2 separate regions of the Homo sapiens genome follow, and region 1 is linked to region 2. A link is a contact called in ENCODE Hi-C or POLR2A ChIA-PET data. All regions are on one chromosome and are shown on one strand. Each heading gives the region's core, a stretch centred on a gene start or an enhancer-like site at or near the end of the contact. The rest is flanking DNA. Distances are from core to core; before and after follow the strand shown. Region 1 has its middle 110 kb from the start of PIK3R1. Region 2 has its middle 150 kb from the start of PIK3R1.

What was found. Hi-C counts contacts between places; a loop is a spot of excess contacts on that map. ChIA-PET counts read pairs that join two places held with the same protein, here RNA polymerase II (POLR2A). Pooled maps may share reads with other maps.
Region 1: a loop to region 2 is called in a map with no recorded cell type, with 6 times the contacts of the local background. The contact joins two enhancer-like sites. A Hi-C loop is called at or near these places in 1 of 168 maps with a recorded cell type or tissue (IMR-90), 5 of 37 single-sample maps with no recorded cell type and 12 of 50 pooled maps. POLR2A ChIA-PET finds 5 or more read pairs at or near these places in 8 of 52 experiments (A549, A673, AG04449 and 5 more).

The regions. Positions count from the first base shown.
Region 1 is chr5:68,326,915-68,333,454 of GRCh38, forward strand. No RefSeq gene overlaps it. Among named protein-coding and RNA genes, the nearest start is that of PIK3R1, 110 kb to the left of the region's middle. Within about 2 kb of position 3,822, at least 2 of the 41 ENCODE cell types and tissues checked have a DNase peak (open chromatin) inside an H3K27ac peak, as active enhancers do.
Region 2 is chr5:68,367,252-68,373,706 of GRCh38, forward strand. No RefSeq gene overlaps it. Among named protein-coding and RNA genes, the nearest start is that of PIK3R1, 150 kb to the left of the region's middle. Within about 2 kb of position 2,405, at least 4 of the 41 ENCODE cell types and tissues checked have a DNase peak (open chromatin) inside an H3K27ac peak, as active enhancers do.

The DNA of each region.
Region 1 (6,540 bases), core at 2,572-5,071, 39 kb before region 2:
CAAAAGAAATGACAGGTCAGAGTCTAGTCATGGGACAGTAATAATGCTTCCAGCAAAGCCAATCTTTTGAGAAATAAAATAGCCTCTTTCCAAGCCTCTCTTTCCCCATTTGTAAAATGAAGATAATATAGTGTACCTAATTAACAGCTTGTAAGGATTAAATAAGCTGATATGTAAATAGTGTACCATAGTACCAGACACTAAATAAGTGTTCAAGGAATGTTAATTATTCTTAAATCTCTTTGCACATTCAAGTCTAATGTGCATAAGAGCCGAAAATATAAGTAACATTTTTGAATTTTATTTTTGTAATTTGGTCTTCACTTTAACCAACTACTGGACTTTTTCTCTCTAAAAATAAAAACATCTTAATTTATAATAAAACAAATAACCAAATCAGGCTCCTATAACCACTGCAGCCTGTAGGAATCTCTTTTGGCCTTCCAGTAGTATACTTCATCCACATTATTCACTGGAAACTTACTTAACAACGGGAGGCCACATACTTGCCCTTCTGAACAAATGCCTCTTCCCAAACACTGCCTCTCCCTTGCCCTCATCTTGATTTTGAGATCCTTAGGGACCTTAGATAATGTTTTTTTTTTTAATTTCTTCTGAATGTCTCCAGCACAAGTAGGTACCAAATATTGTTTTGTGATGAATAAGTAGTGTCACTCTGAGAATATTCTTGTTCAATAGAAAAAAGTAAGTGCAAGCACTAGTCATTTTATTAAGACCTCTCCTTTCTAGTAACCCAAGCTGGACCTCGGTCTCTGTCCTTCCCTGTGCACCAGAAGGTCCCTTGGGATCAGTTAGCACAAATTTAGCAGAGTCCTCTCATATCAGGCTGAATCCACAGGAGACTTTCTCTTCTGGCTGCCTTCCGCTAGTCCAGACCCCCACACTTGACCTCTGTTGCAGTGCAAAAGGCTCAGTACAGTTGATCCTCATGGTCTAGGTCATCTTTTCTCTAGGCTGGAGGGTCCCTGCCCAATCTGCTTCCAATGGCACAACTTACACCAATCCACGAGCTTGTCCTAAAAACCAGAAGTGGCTAAAATCTAAGCTTCTCACAAACTAACCCCAAACCACCTCTACCACCTCTCTCCCACTTCTCTCCTGCATGAACCCAATGCTTCCGCCAGAAGGGCTTGTTTATTGCATCCCCTTCTCATATGAACATGAGACACTTGCATCCTGGCCTTCCTGAAATGCTCTTAACAAGCACCTCTCCTCCTCCCTCTATGTTAAGACTCTGGACAAACCCCACTGCCTTTAATTCACAGTGATCTTTCCTCCTGTAATTTGCCAGTTACCATTCATATTTACGATATGCTACCTGACTTGGGCAGTTGTGTTTTTATCTGCAGATCTATTGTTTCCTCCTAACTATACTATTTGGGTGCTTGCTCTATGCCACTCGCTTTGTAAATGCTTTATATGGATTAATTCTCACAACAAACCTATGAAGAAGGTCTTGTCATTAGTCCCACATTAAGTTGGGAAGCTAGGACAGAGAAAGGTAAGTTGGTCGTTTGAGTGTAGTAAGTGGTGGAGCTGGTAGATATAATGCCCATATGTTCAACCACTTTGCTGTGCCCTGCACATGGTAGCCATGCAAGAAATATTTGTTCAACTGCTTCCACACTGTTGGTGGGAATGTAAATTACTTCAACCTTTGTGGAAAACAACATGATGATTCCTCAAAGACCTAAAACAGAATTACCATTTGACCCAGTGATCCCATTATTTGGTATATACCCAAAGGAATATAAATAATTTTATCATAAAGACACATGCACATGTATGTTCATTGCAGCACTATCCACAATGGCAAACACATGGAATCAACCTAAATGTCCATCAATGGCAGATTTGATAAAGAAAATATGGTACATATGCACCATGGAATACTCTGCAGCCATCAAAAATGAATGAGATCATGTCTTTTGTAGGAATATGGGTGGAGCTGGAGGCCATCATTCTTAGCAAACTAATGCGAGAACAGAAAACCAAATACCACATGTTCTCACTTATGAGCGGGAGCTAAATGATGAGAACACATGGGTACATAGAGGGGAACAACACACATTGGGACCTTTCAGAGGGCGGAGGGTAGGAGGAGGGAGGGGATTAGGAAAAATAACTGATGGGTACTAGGCTTAACACCTGGGTGATGAAATAATCTGTACAACAAACCCCCATGGCATTAGTTTACCTGTATAACAAACCTGCACATGTATCCCTGAACTAAAAATAAAAGTTAAATTAAAAAAGGAAACCTTTGTTTATCAATTGTTGATTTCCCCACCCCTCTTTTGACCCAGTCTTGCCTATACTACCTTCTCAAATAGAGCCCAGCTTGGGAAGATAATCAAACATCTTTATTATGTTGACCTCCTTGGGAGGAAAGAGTTCAATAAAAACAGTTGAAACTGTTTAATTTTGATTCTGTGTTTTATCACTATGGTTTGTGATTCTATTCTGATATTCTTTGTTGACAGAACCCTCAGATATACAGCCTATTGCAAAGTTATTATTTTTGATATCAGAAGGGTTTCTATTTGAAACATTGTCTATTTACATTCTTTAGCTTAAAATAGTCCGAAGTGTCATTATTATGTCTTCATGTTTCTAATACAATTTTATGATGTTATATCAATATTGACAAGTCCCCACGAAGTATTTTTGCCCTCTCTGGCTTTTGGGAAAGTGTATTATGATAATGACTGAGATCATATTTATAAATGATGCCAGTATATCTTTCCTCAATATGAGAAGGAAGATAGCGTGTGCATGGAATTAAGTGCTTGGCATTGCGCAAGAATAATCTGCCCACATTACAGCAATAGTTCTCACGCTTTCTCCTCACAACTTTCTCATTACAGTGTCATGGTTCAACCCACAACTTCTGATTTTATACTGGCCCCCAGAAGAAAACCATGCCCCTAGTCAAGGCCATTCCTGTGGGACTATAGGACCCAGAATATGTTATACTACACAAGCTCCTTCATTTTCTCCTCGCATTATTATTGAGATAAATCCTAGTTACAGTAAATAATATCAAGGACAATATGCAGGAGGAAATTCATAAAAACTCATTCTGACAGTGTGTAAAAGGGAAGGAGAGTGGTTTGCTGCCAGTCATGGTCATATCACAACTCTATTGCCTGCTGTGTGTTCATGAATTTATAGTAAAGCCAAGGAAAGTATAGAGGGTGGTTTATTTGCGTATTTTTGAAAGCAAACATACCAGAACTTGTACATTTATATCAATGTGTTCTTAAAAGCAGTCACATTATCAACTTGAGCACTAATCCCAAAATCTTATCATTGCTTATATATTTGTTACCTCTTTTTCAAAATTGCCATCAGGATAGTGTATAATAATGTATCAAGCACATTGGGGCATTTTGAGAAAAACAGTGGGTGTTATAATAAATTACATTGAGATAATCATAAAAAACCCAGACTGGGTGGCAAGGATGGGTGGACACTTTGCTCTACAGTCATGTAAGAAAATCAGTTTTCTTCCTTTTTTGACCAGAAATGTTGTGATTCAGTTGGTAGCTTCTTTTATGAGACTTGACTTGTAATTACCTTTGGTTATCTTCAAAATAAAACTTTTCTCAAAAGGTGATTTCTCTGCTCTGATGATAGTCAAAAGAATGTGCTTTTGGTTTTAATATAATTCCAGAAATATTTTCATCAAAAGCAGCATCTTTGTTATAACATCAGTTCCAAAGGGAAAGCATTCTGGCTGCACCTGGTCTATTGTACATGACTTATACACACACATACACACACACACACACACACATGTGACACATATCCTGGGCTTGAACACCTCCAGGCTTATTTTGAGCCAGCTGTCAGGGCCACCTCCTTGCCCTCCAGCCAACTCTCCTCCCTCTAGTGATGGTTCTAATTTCCCTTATCCCAGAGACAGCTCTTCTTTTGGCATGTAGCCTAGACATCATTGCTTCTAACTCCTCCCTGGACTTTTGCAGTACTTTCTCGCCTTTCTCTTAGTTATCACTATAGATCTTAAAGCTTTCAAACTATGAACTTGTGAGGGAGTACATACAAGGGCCAGGCCTTGCAGGCAGAGGCCAACTCCTCCATATGCAACCTGAACAAAGCTGGGCTCCCTTAGGGTCAGTCTCAGCAAGCGTTGTATCCAAAATAAAGACAAATCTGACTCCAAAAAGACCTCAAAGAGTAAAGGAGGAAAATAAAATTCTACTGTAGATGTATTGCCCAGAGAGCTCTCACATGAGAGCACCAATAGAAAGATGTATATATATGGATATCAACTGCAATATTGTTTTAGTAACTGTGACAGGCAAAATAATGGCTTCCCCAAAGAAGTTCATATTCTTATCCCCAGAACCTGTGAATGTGTTATGTTACATGACAAAGAGGAGATACAGCTGCTGGGGGAATGAAGCTTACCAAATCAGCTGACCTTAAAAGAGGAAGATCATCTGAGTCAGCCCAATGTAACCACAATTGTCCAACTTAAAAGTGAACAAGGAAAGCAAAAGGGGAGGGTCAGAGAAAAAGATCTGATGATGGAAGTAGAGTCAGGGAGCTGTCATGCTGTTGCCTTTGAAGATGGAGGAAGGGGAGCATAGGACGAGGAATGAGAACAATCTCTAGAAGTTGGAAAAGACAAAATAAAAAGGATTTTTTCCTAGCACCTCCAGAAAGAAATGTAGCCCTGCCAATACCTTGATTTTAGCCTAGTGAGACCTATATTGGACTTTGGAACTACAGAGCTGCAACATAATAAATGTGTGCTGTTTAAGCCACTAAGGTTGTGATAATTTGTTCTGGCAGTAATGGAAAACAAATATAGTATCTTAGCCCAATAGAGGAATAGATAATATGTGTAGTATTTATTGAAGACATGCAGTATAGCAATTAAGAACGAATAAGCTAAGACGGAAAGTAAAATAGAGGTTACCAGGGGCTAGAGAAATGGAGTAATAGGGAGTTACTTTTTAGTGGATACAGGGTTTCTGTTTAGGGGAAGTGAAAGTTCTCAAAGTAGATAGTGGTGATGATTACATAATGTGAATGCCTATAATGCCGCTGAAATGTACACTTAAAATGATTAAAATGATAAACTTTATGTATCTTACACCATAATAAAAATGAGAAAACAAATGTGCTAGAGCCCTATTTCTTGCTACGGATAAATATTAAAAGTATAAATTATAGAATGGTAATTGAGCTCCACGGTGTTGTTGACACTGCTGGCCCATGGACCATACTTGCAGTAAAGAGGCTTGACAAAGTGAGGGTTGGGTAAGTATGGGAAGGGCTCATAGGAGCCTAAAATTTCAATTTCATATATTTTCCCTGTATTCCTTCTCACGCACATCATCTGCCACTCAGTGACCTGAACAAATACCCATTGTGGCCTCTCAGTCTCTGATTTTCATCACTTCCTTGAAACTTACTTTCTATACTTGCAAATTAAATCTAAACATAGTGTTAGGCTCTGTATCAAAGGGAAGCAGATGTTATCAATAGAACATTTACCGTAATAAACTCAGGTTGTCAGGAGGTTAGATTTTATATTCTGATGATATTTATAATGCTGCATCTAAAAAGAAAAGAATTGAAAAGGTGAAAATTATTGCATTCAATAGCATATTTATTAGTATTTTTATAACAGTTAACTGCCATTCATGTAGAGGTGTTATTAAAATAATCTATTTGCCCCATCACTGTTCTTTGCACTAAAGCTCTAAGAGAAGAATTTCTTGTTTCCGATGGTCTTAGTACTAAGCCAAAGCCAGGCCCAGAGGAAATGACTTACCAAGTGATTCAGGAAACCCCAGTAAATGGTAACTCATTTCCTCATCTCAACCAGCTGAGCTGCTGTGACCTGAAGCTGTTGGCCATTTCTGTCCAAAGGATGAAATTTACAGGAGGACAGATTTCACCTCACCATAAGGAAAAGTTCTGAAACAATGGCTTCTATATTAATGTAGATACTATTATTATCCCCATTTTAGAGATGAAAAAAACCAAGGCACAGAGAGGTTTAAGAAACTTTCCCAGGGCCACAGAGCTAGTGTCAGGAAGTATATGTCCAAAGTCCACATGCTTACTGACCACAGTGGAATAGATTGTATTTTAGTTTGGGTTCCCTCAAAGTTAGAGGCTGAGGTAAGGGCTTGAATGCAACCTACTTATTTGGGAGGTGACCCCAAGTAATGAAAAAGAGGGGACAGGGGGAATAAGACAGGAAAAAAAGAGAAGCCAGGTAAGCATGCATTATCCAGAGACCTCTGAGAATCTTGCAGGAAGCCTCCTGGAATCAACCCCCTTAGGGGAGGTAGACTGCCACACTGCCTCAAAGCCCACAGATGGACGGTTTACTTGAGGGCTACACTTGCATAGTAAGCAGTTTGGGAGAAGGTCTTAGGCTGATGTAGACATAGTTGGGGCACCCAGCAGCTGATGTGAGACATTATCAGCTCAAAGTGAGTCTGGTCTCGGCTGTGACTGAAATCCAAGGTGCGC
Region 2 (6,455 bases), core at 1,155-3,654:
CTGCCAGTTCTTAAAATCCTGGGAGCCCCAATAAATAGGTGATTTTCAAAGCATGAATGTAAGAGCAGACAGGTAATCTGTGGCAGCAGCTCAGACCTGTCCATGGGTCAGTATGTCTGAGGGTATGAGGAAGGGGGAAATGAGAAAAAGATTACAAGTGGTGTGACCTGGAGGCTAAGTTGGCACCCAGGGCTTATGCGAGGCACAACAGATACCAAGTCTGTGGGCAGCCAAGATAAACTCCAGGCCCCACATCTGGAGGGGCTGAGGCAGCTGATATGCTTCCTACCCTAGTCTAGACTAGCTCAGCTCCCAGGCATGAATGAGCCTAAATGTGGAAGACATTGGAGAATTTTGCCGTGAGTAGCAAGAAAGATGAAGCTTGACAGATGCTGGTGCAGGCAACCAGGTATCACTTATTATTTAGGAGGCAAGATGTCATAATGCTATATTAAAAGTGTCAAATTTGGGTCATTGTATAGAACGCATCGAAAGAAGAGTCAGGGAAAAAACAAGACTGTTGCATTTATCTTGGCCAGAGATGACAGAATCTCAGCATTTGGACCACAGCTACTTTCTCCTATACCCATGACAGACACCTCTGATTGATTAAAATATTCTCTCCTGCTGATCCGAGACAAGGCATCAGAGTCTTTTCAAAACTCTATTCTGCCTAGACAGCCACTCTGACAGATAGAAACTGGCATGCAAAGCCCCTGGTCTAGGTGTCAGCTGCTACGGGGTGATGACAATTGGGAGAGGTGAAAAGGGAGAAAATTCTGTGGAAATAATCAGTAGAAGTCAGTGCCTAAATTTTCTGTGGGGACAAGATAGGGCAAGTTTGAAGAAAGTCAAGCTCAAAGATCATAGCAAGGCTTCATTCAAGTCTTAGGATGTAGGAGAATATGTGCCATTAAGAAAAGTACCCTTTCTGGAAAAGCAAAAACATAAACCACCACCCCTCAAGGAATTCAGAAAAATGAGCTGGTTGACGGAGAAAAGATGACTTGTTCACTTTCTGAGGTCCTGGCAACACGTGCAGGTAGAGGTGTCAGCCCAGCAGTTCGTGTTGGATATTCTTCAAACAGTAACTGCTTTTAAACTTGCTGTCTCAGTGTGTGGATGGGTGCTCTGGGAAGACACAAAGAATGTGTTGGATACTTTGTCCTTGAGAAGTTCAGAAGATAATAGCAGCACAGGGACACCCACACATGACTAATAAGGACATGTAAAACCCAAACAAATCAAACAGAAACCACAGGCACATACTTAGGGAAGGGATGAATAATTGGAGAAAGGAGGCAAGTCATGGAAGGTGAAGGTAGAACTCGAAGAAGCTCTGAGCACGAGCACACCACCGGAGCCAGAAAATGACCTGGACTATTCCATGTGCATATCTAGTTGTCCAAAAAGGGCATTCCCATCTTGAGAATGCAAAACCAGTCACTGATGTCATTATATGATGTTTACTTATTGTCAGCCATATTCTAGGCATTATGGCAGTGGTCAGAAACCCTTTGCTCTTAAGGATCTCACAGACCTGTGGGTGAGAGAGATGTACCAAGTCATTACACTATAACACAAGAAATGCTGAGATACGAGTATGCAGATGCAGAGAACAATATAGGTGCACATAGCAGGGTCTAACACAGCCTGAGGGGGCAGGGCTGGCACCCTAGAGAGGAGGAAGCTGGAGGTGTACTTTCAAAGCAAAATAGAAAGATTGATTCATTTATCCATCACTGTCCATTCACATGCCAAGTTTCCCAGGTCTCCTGGGCAGCACCAGCAGAACAGAGAAGTGTGTAGGTGTGGAGTACCACTCAGGGTGGGCACTCTAATGCGGCTCCCCAGGCTTGATCCTGGAAACAGGCCAGAGAATTTTGAATCACCTTTTATTTATTTAGTCATTCATTCTTTTTTTTTTTTTTTTTTTTTTTGAGAGAGAGAAGCATAACAGAGCATTTATATCTTAACTGTTGTATTTTTTGTATGTTGGCTGGCTTCCAGAATAACCTGACTAAATAGACTCACCAGCCTTTAGAGCAGGCCCTCCAAGGAATCCTTCTCCTGTGCTGATGTTCCTAAAAGTCTTCTCTACCAGGAAAATGAAAGGAAAGCTGACCTCATAAAGTTGTTAAGACAAGGGTTTATTGCTGTTGTTTGTTTGTTTTATCACTGTTAAGGTCTCCTATCTTTAAAAAATCAATTTTTTGTAATTTTTTAAATGTCTGATTATGGTAAAAAAGACACACACATAGCAAAAGGTACTGTCTTCCCTATTTTTAAGTGTACAGTTCAGTACTGTTAAAGACAATCACATTGTTGAACATCCCATTTTTAGAACATCCCATTTTTAGAACTTTTTTATTTTTCAAAACTGAAACTACATATACGTTAAACAACTCCCCACTTTCCCCTCCCCCCAGTCCCTGTCAACCACCATTCTACTTTCTGTTTCTACGAATTGGACTATTCTAGGTACCTCGTATAAGTAGACTCATACAGTATTTGTCTTTTGGCGACTGGCTTCTTTCATTTAGCGTAATGTTTTCAAGGCTTATCCGTGTTGTAACATTTGTCAGAATTTCCTTCCTTTTTAAAGCTTGATAATATTCCATTGTATGCACATTCTGCATTTGGTTTATCCATTCATCTGTTGATGAATGAGTGCCTTTTGCCTCTTGTCTACTGTACATAATGCTGCTGTGAACATGGGAACATGGGAGTGCAGATGTCTTCTCAAGATCCTGCTTTTAATTCTTCTGGGTGTATAAAATGTGGGATCGCTGGATCACATACTTCTCTTTGAATTCTTTGAGGAGCCCCCACAATGTTTCCAAAGTGGCTACACCATTTTTCATTTAGGGCTCCCTTCTTTTTAAAGGAGGAGTTCATAACTTCTGATATCAGTCAGGGCTGAGCGGACTCTCTGAGCTTCTGAACCCCCTTTGCCTCCAGAGCTGGTCAAGGCTCATCTTTCCATTGGTCCTCAGTGGAGAAAGAGGCAGCTGTCCTCACATACGGACACCGTTAATGGACAAGGTAATAATCTTGCAGAGTAATTGCACCATAATGTGAGGTCCAAGCATAGAATGAACTCACCTACCCAGCAGCATTTCTCTTGCTTGATTGCCAGCTGATATCTGTTTCTGCCAGAGAAGTCTGTCCCTGTGTCTGGGAACCCTGCTCCATTTGAGAGCTTGCTTCAGCTATGTCATGCCCTTAGCACTGATGATATCATGACCCTTGATTTCCAGTAGGATCTCATTAAATTTCCTTTTTGCTGACCCTCCAAGGCTGACCCCTACCTATCTCTACTACTGCCACAGCATCTGTGATGACATTAATGTCCCTGGAGGGAGATTCCTCTTCGCCTTAGAAATGCCATTTTAGAAACCCTTGAGTTATGCCCTGGGAAGGAGGAAGGAGCTCTGCCATCAGGATGAATTAGGCCTTCTTTACCTGGGGGGAGGGGAGGCAAACGAATTAAAAGCTAGAGAAACATGAGATATCTTTCCCCAACAAATGCCAAAAGGCTGAGAATCTCATAATGTTAGACATCTTTTAGAATGGGATACTTTATAGGACAATTCAGGGTTTGGGGCCTTTCAAAAATGGCACATTTGCCCATGTAATCTGATCAATGCAAGAGGAAATAGCAGACCTGGAGGTTATGCTGAATTGCCAGAGAATTTTGTACCTGGGACGCTCAAAGACATCTCAGTCTGGCCCACCTTTCTGACAAGTCAGACCTGACAGTTTCCAAGACAGCTCATCCTTCAGTTGAGGCCTCGTAAAACCAGGTTAGAAACTGACCCACTCACACAATCTTTTAGAACCCACAGCAGCAAGTTTGAAATAGGCAAATTGTTATGCTTTTCCTGATCCTGGGGGCTCTGTATACACTGTATCTCACAAAGACTAAAAATCCCTAGCATGTGGCTTTCTGCTCAGGGAGGGTGTAGGTCCTAACATGAGTATGAGGTGGGGATGTGTATCCACCAGTCCTGCCTCAGTTTCAGTTCCCAAGTGCCTCTGACAGGGCGAGCATCTTCCTATAGCAAATGTGCTTTTCACATTTAAAGACATGTATTTTTTATTTAACCTGGTCCCTGAAATGCACTGAGGAAAGAGCCATTGGTTCCAGTACTGGAAGAAAAGCTGTTTGTGCAGGATTTTTCAGAAAGCATGTGTCAGTCTCCAGCATGGAGCCCTCTTAAGGGGATGTAAGCATAAATTTCATGTGACTTCTGCCTGCTGATTGGATTGGACTTTAGAACGGATGCTTCATGTTAGTTTCAACTGCTGAAATCAGCTGTGCGACTCTCATTGTTATTTGGTTGTCCTGAAGCTCAGTTTTCTAATCTATGTATGGAGAATTGCACCAGGTGATCTCAGATATTCCTTTAAAATTCTGTGAATCCACTTGAGTAGGAGATGGAGGAGCTATAGGCAATATCATTGCAAGAGCACTGCTGAAGAGCTTCTGCCCTTTCTTTCTTTTATCCCCTCCTTGCATATGCCTTCTAGATAAGCAAAAGGGAGAGTCCTCAATGAGAATACACACTAAATAGCTTTAAATATGGGGTCAAGGGGTCTTCCAGCATCTGCAGAGTCTCGTTGTTAGATGATTCATTGTTCCTTCTGTTAGAAAAAGTCTTCTTGACATTCATCCCGACTTGCCCCCCATCCCCTTCACCTCTTCATCTAAATCCTCTCCACAAAGACTCTGTGGAACTAACCTACTTGCTTAGTGTGCATCTTGGTGTGGTGTTTTGGTACACTGCATGTGTGTTTGTGCACATATTAGTACCTTCATATTGCATCCCTGCTTTGTTATGAAGTCGATATCAACACCCTGGTGTGTTCTACAACGCCAAAAAGACCAGTGTTGTGAGTGAGGCCAATGTAATTTGGTGAACTATGATTTATGCAAACTATTTACAGGTTAAATGGGAGAATGAAGGAAATGGTTAGCAAAGACAAATTGTCAGTGCACACATTCTTCCTTTTTTGATTGACTCATAATAAGCCATGCATTTATTGCAAAAGAATGTTCATTTTCTCCATAGTAGGAAAATTTCTTCTCAACTTTCTCTTTCTCTTTTTTCTTTCTCCTTGTTCCTCTTCCTATTTTCAGATCAGGCTTTGGCTCAAAGCTAGTCTCAGCCCCACTACCTAGTAGCCATGTAACCCTGGGCAAGTTTCTTAACCCTTCTACTCCTCCTTTTCTTTTGTTTGTTTGTTTGTTTGAGAGAGGCTGGAGTCACCCAGGCTGGAGTGTAGTGGTGACATCTCGGCTCACTGCAACCTCCACCTCCCGGATTCAAGCAATTCTTCTGCCTCAGTCTACCAAGTAGCTGGGATTACAGGCACCTGCCACCACACCTGGCTAATTTTTGTATTTTTAGTAGAGACAGGGTTTCCCCATGTTGCCCAGGCTGATCTTGAACTCCTGGCCTCAAGTGATCTGCCCACCTCAGCCTCTCAGAATGCTGGGATTACAGGTGTGAGCCACTGTGCCTAGACGACTCCTCCTTTTCTATCTACAGAGGCAGAATAATGGTACCTCCAAATATGTCACATTTGGAGACTAAATATGTGAGGCGACATGGCCAGGGGAAATTAAGAGTGCAGATGAAATTAAGGTTGCTAAGCCGCCGGCCTTGAGGTGCAGAATTATCCAAATTATTAATGTGGATCTGACTGTAACCAAACAATGTAGGTCCCGATGCTTGCCACTTGCAGAGTCCAATTAACAAGAGTGAAGTCCGGTAGGAAGAAAGTGAATTTATTAACCAAAACTAGTAAAGAAGAAGCAGCTGGATTCCTATCCAAAGTAACTGCTTTGATTTTGGGGGGAAGGCAAGGGTTTAAAATGGGAAAACTTGATAAGGAAGGCATTCAAGCATTGGGCTGAGTACAATGTCTGTGTGTCTTGTTCTGGTGGCTGTCTTGGGTCTCAGTCCACCTGGGACCTGGGACCTGAGACCTCAGGCTGACGTCATCACAACAATGGCCAGGTTGTTAATGAGCCACCTGGAAGTAATCTCTGGAACTTTGCAGCTGGGTCTCCAGACTTGGTCTCCCTGTTTCAAGATTAAGCCCCTGGAACTTCCAAGAAGACACACAATTAGATACTAGCATACAGTGCGATAAAAGTGAAGGGAATATATAAGGTGAGAAAAGCATGGAATCTATTTTAAGGCTAAGGAAAAAGGCTTCTGCCAGTTGCCTCAATATTATATCTTGAAACCCAAGTGAAAGGAAACAAAAAGTTTAAAATGCATTTTGAATTAAGCTGCCCAGTTATACAATGTAATCACCCCCGTTCTTGCAAGTGGAAGAGGGAAGCAGAAAAGGTCAGAGTGATGTGATGTGAGGAAAATTCGGCCAGCTTTTGCTTGCTTTGAAGATTTGAGAAAGGGGCCACAAGCCAAAGAATGTGAGTG